2 separate regions of the Homo sapiens genome follow, and region 1 is linked to region 2. The links are chromatin loops, found by intact Hi-C in ENCODE. Cell type or tissue: heart right ventricle. All regions are shown on one strand.

Region 1 (5,000 bases), 1.6 Mb after region 2:
AATGACTGCCTTGAAGGGGATTGGGTTTCTTAGAGGAAAAAAACTTACGATGGTATTAAATATGAAAACTTGAATGTTAATTGTTTTTTTTTTTAATAAAGGTTACCACTTCAAAAATTAGGTCATTTCACGCTAGTGGAAAGAACATGCATTCTCATAAGATAACTGAAAGAAATCACAATTCATGTTCAAAGCATCTTGCTTCTGACACATGGCTGTTAAGTGACAAATGGAAATTTCCTGAGCTCAGTAAAACGAGTTGACAATAGGCTGCTTATAGTTTCTGTCGGAAAGCAGACTGTCAAAAAAAGTTGTAGCAATCATGCACCATCGTTAATGATGACCAGCCAAGCTCTTTGTCTGCAAAGACCATGGACCAAATATTGTCACAGTCAGTCATCGACTGTGCAAGACTCTTTTTGTACCAACCTCATGAAAAGAAATTTTATTTTTAAAGATTGCCTCTCATTACAACAAGTATTACCCCAAACGGTCGAAATAACAAAAAAGAATTTGAAGCCTAGCCAATGACCTGACTGCTTTATACAATATTGATAGGACAACCCCCTGGGCAACAAAGGAATCTGATGGTGCCTCGGTTTTCTTTGTAATGAGATTTGGCCAGGATCAGGAAAATCATGTATTTATTTAAAATGGATACCCTGACTGCTTCTCAAAAGGTTTGAAGTGGCTTGCAAAAACCAACCAACCAAACAAACAAAAAAAGCCAAGATGTTTTAAGACTTAAAAAACGTTAAGAGTACAAAAAAAGAGAAAAGAAATAATCAAATGCATTAGCAGCCCGGGCGAATGCAGCTCCTTTAATTGAGCATTAAACAAACTTAAACGTAGCATTTCCTGTTCCAGAAGCAAGCAGGGCTGAAAACTTGGCTGGTGCACCACTAAAGCTTACCAGTTGTGTTTTCGGCTGGCATCCACTCCAACTGGATGATGCTCATGCTGTATTATATGTTAAATATTGTTATCATTATTCCAGGAGCCAGGCAGAGAATAGGCACTCAATAAATGGCAGCAGTTTTCAGTATTTTTCTCCTGCATTCCCAGCTGCCATATCACCTGCAGCATTCAGTTAATATCTATTTCAAATGCACATAAAATATATTCATGTTTTCCCTTTAAGCATCTGACTGTTAAGTGCCCTCTACCAGCAAAAGGAGGCAAGGACGTGATCTTTCTTGGGGCTCTATTTTCCTCTATAGGAGAAATGAGTACAAGAGGCCACAGCTTAATCGATGTTTACCAAAAATCTGACTTTTTGTTCCTAGCTGGGATTTTGCAACCACATTATAAATAACTTGAGTAACACACGAGGAGGATGCACCAATTCTAGTCCATTGCTGAATAATGTGTAAACACTATATGGAGTTTCTTTCATGTCTGCAAAAAAGGCGGGGGGGGGGCACGTTTCTCTCCTTTTCTCTAATTTTCTTTATATTTAAGTTTCTCACCTCTGGAGGAGTGCATGGAGCTAATTGTGCATTTCCCTTGTGTGAATAAAGGACGGAGTGTCTGCTTTCACTTCAAATTGCTTGGCCCTCAATCAACATCACCATAAATGTGACATATGAATATTAAATCCAAATATTTTATTGGTGCAGATAAATATGATTTGTAAAAAGAGTCAAATTAACAATCCATTACATACTAATGGGCTCTAATCAATAAGTTTAATTTGACTAAAAGGAGAGGGGCGGGGATGGAGGGGGAGAAAAGAGACTCAATTACACCCAAATGGTGCCATTTAAAATTATAAAGGTGACTGACTTCTACAACTTTTCAGCTGTATTCTGACTTGGGGGCTTATGGACCCAACACCGGAGCTGTGTTGAAAGTGAGCATCTGTCTGTGGTTTACACTCATATTTCCAATTATTTTTCTTTAAAATTAACCACTGTAAATACAAAAAGTACTGAGAACAATGCAAACGAACAAGATCCCACAAAACAGAAAGAAAAACGTGTCTTTTAAAAGCCGTATTTGCTCCAGATTAGTTTAGTAAAAATGAAACAATGCACATAAATCCGAAGTTTCTTTTGTCCCGTCTCTATCTTAGCCTTCTCTTTCCCTTCCTCCTTCTCCAGCGGCTGGACTAAATGTTGTATGTTTCCTTCTTGCCTTCATTTCTGTACTTTCACTACATCTAGAGGAATCCAGAAGCCATGGGGAGTAGCACTTGGTGTCTTTGTGAAATTCTACAACTTGCTTTTTCCAACTGTCAACCTAGTTCGTTCCTTTTAACTGTGATGTAGTATTCCACTATGTGATTCTGTCACTTCCTTTATTCTTTTATTTCTCTCTCATTCTCTTACTGATGGATGGTTAGGTTGGATCACCTTACTATAGTTATTCCGACATCAATTAGGGGAAAGGTGCCCAGGTCCCTGATTATTGAAGTAGATTTTAGATCCTTGGACAGATCGCAGCCTCACCTACGGGAAGATCTACATCCCCTCCTCCAGGGCTCTACCGAGGGAGAACCAAGGTAGAAAAGCATGCCTTTCCGGCTGCTGCTTTTGCATCTTATACGGATAGCCGGCTCATGGCAATGTGACTCAAGCTGGCAGGGGTCTTTGAGCATCAAACGTGTCCTCCTTCCCTCTACCTACTTCGGCTCCGGTTTCTCTCCCGAAGCCTAAATAAAGAAGGTAACAGACAACACCTCTATTGGCAGAGGCTTCTGCCTTTTCCGTCAGGCTGGCTGCAGCACATCCGTAATCCTTATGTCAGCCTGCACTCTAGCGTTGCCGGCCCGGTCCAGCATCTGACAGCCGCGAATCCAAAGCTGCCGGCCTCTCGTTTCTAAGCAGCAGCTCACAGCGCCAGCCGCCCTCCCGCAGAAGGGGAACAAAGCCCGGCGGACTAGCTCACTATCTTCTGGGTGGCAAGGAAATCTCAATTATACACCCAAGGGATGTGGTTTGTGAAAAACTAGAAAGAATGTTTAAATTGTGTACGTAAATTGTTTTGTTTTACAAGCTGGGGTAAATCAGCACATTTGCAGCCCATATTTATCTGATCCACTCCATAAGACTCTTTTTGAATGCCTGCCCTTGATGTGGGGTAGATGCCTATGCAAAACATAACCGACCCCTAAATTCAATTAGGGCATTGGGGGGAAAATGGAAATCTTGCTTTGGGGTTAGTCATGACTGCTGAGAACTTCTCAGAATAGTTTCTTGGCTGTAACCGAAGATTGAAATCGAAGGATACGATTTCCAACGGATGCTGAGTAGTCAGAATGTTGGTTCGAGCTAGCCCTTTTAAGAAAAAGATGGTAAGTGAAAGGCCTTCCTCTAATCTGATTTCTGGCTCATTAAAAAAAATTCTTTGTGTCACCCCCAGCATAGGATAGTCAACATTTATTGAGCTGGATATAGTATAATTAATGTTCTCTGTCCCAATAACAATACATGATGGAAGATGGGAATGTATCATTCCATGGGACAAACTTTAAATTGCAAAAAAAAAAAAAAAAAACACCCCAAGGAAAACAATATTTGAAAAGAGAGTGTTTTATTTTTATTCACCTTTTAGCAGGAGAGCACACCCCAGGGATGTGGTTGATGAAGAAGTAGGAGTGTTTAAATTGTATATACAAACTGTTGTGTTTCACGAGCTGGGATAAATCACAGACAGAGGTCATGGTGATCAGAAAAGTTTGAGGTGGTGTGGAACCTAAGCAGGAATAATCTTCTGGCTTTGACCACGGGCTGCTGAACCCTAATCGCTGATAACAGCCGTCGAGCAGCAGAGAAACTCCACTTCATATCGATGTGGCATTTACTTTTTCAGAAAGCCCCCCACTCTGGCCGGCACTTATGGCAAGATAATTAATAGTCCCCTGAGTTATAGATTCCGAGCTAAAGGTAACAGTACATAATGGAAGTCAAGGTCACCCATAATACAGTAGCTTCTATAACAAAGGGGATTATTACTGCAATTACCGTCCTGTTGGAAAGATTTTATAAGTTTTCATCATTTTAATTCTTAAATCTTCCTCTTGCCAGTGAAGTTTAAACTCTCCGATTTATGATGGAGGAATAAAAGCCTCTCTCCTCCCACCACAAAAGCTTTCTCTTTCGGAGCAACCTAGGTGGTTTCTAGTGAGGTCGATGAGAGAAAGACAGCCCTGTTTACCCACGAGGCCTTCAGAAAATCTCCCCAGGCGGGGCATGTCCGCTTCGTGTTGTCCTGTCCTGTGCCGTGTCAGAATACTAAAATACACTCATACCCCTTATGAAGCATAATATTTTCAGCTTAAAATGAGAATGTTTTCTAGTTTTGTTGATAACATTATTATTCATTTGCAGTTGATGGTACTTTTCTTCTCCTCTTGGAGCCAATGATTTTCTCCCCACTCATCCTCACCTGGTCTCAAATATGCTCAGAGGGCCTTGAAAAGTTTGTCTCTGGCCTTTTGCCTGTTGTGTCCAATGAAGATAACAGCTCTGTTTGCCAAGGCCTAAACTCAGGCCGAATGCCCGAGCACATTTTCCACCCAAACTGTTTAGTGGCTAAATTTGCTCCTGGCTGGAAAAACTCCAGCTCCCGTCATACACACGCACGCGCGCACACACATACACACACACAAGCTGTTTTAAAAGTGCTTCTAAAAAAAGAGCTTAGGTCTGAAAATTGTAATTAATTTAATAAGACATCCTGCCCGGAGCAGATCAGAAGCTATATGAGCTTTTTGGGTGAGCCCATGAGTGTGGTGACAGACAACATCACTCCAGTGCTTTCCAAAATGGATTTGAGCTAACACAGCACGCATTTTTATGATCTGGACCATCTTGCTGTCTTTCTGCTCTGGACAAAAGACCGAGCAGACACAATCATCTTTTGAGAATGATGGCATCGTCATTGTCTGCATAGCAGGACTGTAATTAAGCACCAGAAATAGGACAGCTGAGAAGAGACAAAGAGCAGGGAAGGCAGGGGACTGCGAGACAGCATCCTGGGGAGAGACTGCACCAAGA
Region 2 (5,000 bases):
AAAGGGACTTCGCTATAGGTTGGGGCTATGATAGAGACTTTCGCGAAAGGGATTGGCAATTAAGAAATATAGCAACTGCTTCTGATGATTAAACATTTCAAGCAACTCTGAAGGTAGAATGTGGGGAATCTCCAGAGAAGGAAGGAAATAGAGAGGGAACTAATATTTATAGTTACTCCTATAGTCATCTCCATCTCAGTACAGGACATCTTCATCCTTCCAGTTGTTCAGACCAAAAACCCTGGAAACATCCTTGACTTCGTCTTTCCCATTCCACATTTCACCCATCAGCAAATTCTGTTGCATCTGTCTTCAGAATATATTCAGAATCCAACCACTTCTTACAACGTCTCCTTCTGCCATCCTTCTCCAAGCCACTAGCATCACTCTCCTGGATCATCGCAATTTCTTCCTATCTAGTCTCCTTGCTTCTTTCCTTGCCTTTCCCTACATAGCAATCAAAGTTTAGTCTTCAAAACACAACAAAACAAATCTCTTTTCTGTTCAAACTCTTTTATGTTTCCTCAAAATGTTATACGTAGAGTTACCATATAACCCGGCAATTCCACTCCTAGTTACCCAAGAGAAATGACAATGTATGTCCACACAAAACCTGTACATGAATGTTCACAGCAGCGTTATTCATGATAGCCAAAAGTGGAAAAAACCCAAACGCCCATCAATGATGAATGTACAATTAAAATGTGGCATAACCATACAATGGAATATTATTTGTCAATAAAAAGAATGAAGTACTGGTACCATGCTATAAAATGGTTGAACTTTGAAACCATATGCTCCGTAAAAGAAGCCAGTGACAAAAGGCCACATATTACATGATTCCATGTACAGAATAGACAAATCCATAGAGACTGGAAATAGATTAGTGATTGCCAGGAGCTGGGGAGAGAGGAATGGGGAGTGACTGCTAATGGATGCAGGGTTTCTTTTTCTTTTGTGGTAGTGAAAATGTTCTGAAATTAAGTAGTGGTGACGATTGCATAACTCTATGAATATACTTTCTGGCTTGTATACTTTTTTGAAGGGGAAAATTGTGTGGTATGTTAACGATATCTCAATAAAGCTGCTATTACAACAAAAACAACTTCTTTGGCTTTCTTTCTGATCTTTTTCCCTGAATCGTTTCTGACCTCTTCCCCTACTCTTCTTCTCTTTCTTTTTAACCCACTCAGACTGGCCCCTATTTTGTTCCTCTAACAGGGCAAGTGCTTCCTGCCATGGGCCTTTGTATTTTCTCTTCTCTCTTTTTGTAGAACTTTCTTCCCCCAGGTATCTGCGTGGCTGGTTCACTTGCTTCCTTTAGCTCTCTATTTAAACATCCTATTCTCAGGAGACTTTCTCTGATTACCCGAAAATAGTACTCCCTACTTCATGGCCTGCTGGCGTTCTCTGTTTCTTTCATCCTGTTTTATTTTTCTCTGTATCATCAACATGTGATACACTGTTTTCTTGTTTGTTTTTTATCTGTCTTCCAACATTAAAATGTAAACTCCATGAGGCAGTAACTAGGCTTTGTTTGTGACTGTATCTGCAGTAATACATACCACACCTCTTTTCACTAGACCATTAGCTTGAGGAAGACATGGATTTCCTTGGCACTGGTGTTGAATTGGGACTAACTGTATTTGCAGGAGGAATATTCAGTGTGTCTATTAGATGCTACATTAGAAATCATCAGCTTGGAAGCAGTCTCCATGGGAAAAGTAATTTTGATTCAAAGGGTAGAATGGAACTACTCAGGTTACATGGTCTTTTATTGTCATATAAATCTTTGTACAGAGTTCCTACTTTTTAAACCATTAGCATTATGCTAATATACAAAGTTTGCTACTTTTCATATTTGTCTTACAGATTCAAAGCCTTTAGTTCTTTTCAGTCTTAATTTACCACCTGTCTGCTCTCTCCTTTTCTCCCTTGGAATGTTCTTAAGATTTAATTTTGAAGGAACTTTCTGTCAGATGATTATTGGTAAAGTAAAATGTATTTCTGGGAAGCAGCTGATTACTTGGGCCTTTGATTTATTTATTTATTTTTTTTTTTGAGGAGTTCATATTGCGATATACCTATTTGGTGGTTATTTAGAAAGGCCAAGGTAGGGAGAAAAAGGAAAGAATAAAATATATGTATGCTTTAAAAAAAAGCAAGCATTTAGTTTGGGGAGCCCTCCAAATGTGATTTCTTCTACTCCTGTTTTCCTGCTTCCAAGCATAGGTGGAAGATATTGTCAGTTTCTCTGAACTCCTAAGTTGAAATGTGCAAGTCACTAGGTGGCACTGAAGTATCATTCTCCACACAGCCACGCCATAGAACACTTTTGTTATCTTGCTCCAGCTGACTGGATTTCTAGGTGTCAGGGAAATTGTTTTATTGGTACAGGGCATAGTGTAATATATTCCTCTCCACCCTAGGCAGCTACTTAACGCCCTGAAACATGCACCTCTTGTGGTCATGGCCTGTTAACTATGCTTATTTGGTGTAATAATTAGCAGAATTTCTCACTAACAGGGGTACTTACCAACACCTCACATCTTCACTGTGTTTTTGTACGTGATGGATTGTACATTCTGTGGAGAAAGTTGGGAAGGTCAAAGCTTAACCTCTGCCTAACAGGACTAGTTTTCGCACATTTGTTCAGAATAGGTTTATATTAACTGGCTTTTGAGCTTCTTCAGACCAGAATTGTGTGTAACGTAAACATATTTGAGCTTTTATGTAAGGACCTAGTGAAGGTTTGTAAACACAACACTGTTAATTTTCCAACTCATAGAATGACAGAAAAATAAATGAATAGCTGCTGGAATAATTGGACGACACTTGTTACTCAGAACTGTGAGTGTTGGAAGCGTGTCATAGGAACAGTGGGCCTGCCACAAGCACCACATTTTAGGTTAAAATCGGAGAAGAAAATTACACATGGAATTTTAATTTTTTCCATGGTCGTAAGTTCGGCCCCATTTAATTCTTTGTGGTTTTTACAAGCCCTCTTAGGCTCCTAATATTTCTATAGCAACAATTTCAACGTTTATTTTAGAATGTGGTCAGAATTAACCGACAGAAGACCAAACAGGATAAAATAGGTTTAAAGCAGGAAATACTTTAGCTGGACCACTAACTTACCCTCTATGACCTTAGGCAAACTGTTTGCCGTCTCTGTGCTTTGATTCTCTCATTTCTTAAAATGGAGATTATAATACGCACCCTTGTGTGTCTCCTCCACCAGGTAAAAGTGAAACAATAACTTCTCAATATACCTTTGCTTATATTCAAAGCTCCAGGTAAATATAAGATGTTGCTATAATTACCTAAGAAAGCTAGGAAGATTTTTCTTTGTTGATTCCAAGGTGAGTTGTAGAAATTCCAGAAGATGGATTAATGTAGTCTGAGGGCTCAGACTTCTGCATCTGTGTAGATAGTACCTATTTTCATATACTGTGGCCTGGCTCTGTTTCTGGCCTGGCTCTGTTTCCAAGGTTTAAGTTCCATTCTTTTAACTGTGTATCAACTATTTTCACTTGGTTGTTCTACTTTTACTTAAACCCTTTATATATGTCTGGATTTAGTTGTAGGAAACAGAAACTATGTGAGATAGGGAAATAGGTTGATATAAAGTCATCAGGAGGACCAGAGAAATGGGCTGAAGGTGGAGCCTCCAGAGATGGGCTTCTGAAACAATATTACAGATTGGCTTGCCAGGGTAGCCGCTCATCTGTCACACTCGGGAAGGGCTAAGAATCAGGAGTCATTCCTAGAACTGTTGATTTGTAAGAACACACAACCATAGTTGTAGTTGGGATCAGGAAGGTACCACCATTACAACTGGCATTTGAGAACTACAAAGTGAATGGCCAGATTCTGGAATGTTATTGCCTCATGACTATGTTGCCTGCAGAAAAAGTTGAAACAGCAAGGTGATGGCCTCCATTTTATTTTTGACTTCTGATTCTCACATGCCGCCATTAAATTGGTGAAGCTTATTTCTCATCCAGAACTCCTAGCTGCAAAAGGGTCTGAGAAATAATAGTGTTTACCTTTTCATCCTCTGCACCATAGGAAGGCACAATAAGAGGAGATTGGAAGGGTGCTGAGTGCCACCATATCTACCTCTTCCCCCAGCATGTTTAAAATAAAATATCTTTACCTCCAACTCATATTGCATTTTCTGTCCAGCACAGCAACTAGCTTAGTGGGCCCTCAGTAGATGTGTTAATGACATTGACTTCCTTATTTCTTATATGGCCCCACCTTTCCTAGTCACGTGTCTTGGTACTATGTGAGATTTCAGATCCACCTGCCTACCTGTAACTCTTGATTCCTTTTCATTTCCATTGCTGTCTCCTTGTTCAGGTCCAGCTCCTGTCTGCCTGGGCTTTTGCAGTAGTCTCCTTATCTGGCTTTTGGTTTCTTTCACCGTAACCATATTATAAGTAGATTGGTGTTTAAAAATCAGAACAACAAATAACAAACATCCTTCCACTGTGCTCCTGTCCTTCTCAAAAGCTTTCTGAGGCTCCTCATTACATGCAGGATAGAATCCAGACTCCTTAGCTTGACTTTCAGGACCTTCCATAATCAGGGTGCAATCTATCATTCCAGGCTTATCTTTCATTTTCCCCCTGCTGGAACTGAATTTTAGCCAAAAGGTCTAATCACTGATGTCAGAGTGTCTTGTCCTTTACTAACTTTTCAGCTCTGCTATCCTTTTGCCTGCTTTTAATAGTCTGTTTTCTTTCTCATTTGTTTATTCCTTTGATCACTTAGGCACAGAGTTTTTTTCTCCTTTCTTCATACTTATAGCATGGTTTACTAAGGCATTTTAATTTTATTACCTATATCGTTAGTTTTCTTTTTATGACTATATACTCTCCGCTCCTTTTTATGTCGACAATGTAAATATTTGTTGTGGATTGATTTGTTGATTTTTCATGGTTTAGACATCTACTTGCTTGGGAAAAAGGGGATGGTGGAGGGTCAATCTGGGG

The links. Peaks named below come from ENCODE experiments on the same cell type or tissue, not always from the same donor. Only the 100,000 strongest peaks of a DNase experiment are listed, where the experiment ranks them.
Region 1: it touches region 2 in a loop (4-fold over the local background); 10 of 110 quality-filtered maps call a loop at or near these places.

Annotation. Positions count from the first base shown.
Region 1 is chr16:55,368,473-55,373,472 of GRCh38, forward strand. LOC105371279 (a long non-coding RNA gene) reads right to left here and starts at 1,093. Exons shown (of 3, transcript XR_933600.3): 1 at 914-1,093. In heart right ventricle, a CTCF peak has its summit at 2,763; DNase peaks (open chromatin) are centred at 2,789 and 4,499; H3K27ac peaks cover 3,314 bases.
Region 2 is chr16:53,771,044-53,776,043 of GRCh38, forward strand. All of the region lies in intron 1 of FTO (FTO alpha-ketoglutarate dependent dioxygenase), which reads left to right. Among named protein-coding and RNA genes, the nearest start is that of FTO, 69 kb to the left of the region's middle. In heart right ventricle, CTCF peaks have their summits at 2,270 (motif pointing right) and 2,474; no DNase peak of the experiment used is centred here; H3K27ac peaks cover 1,695 bases.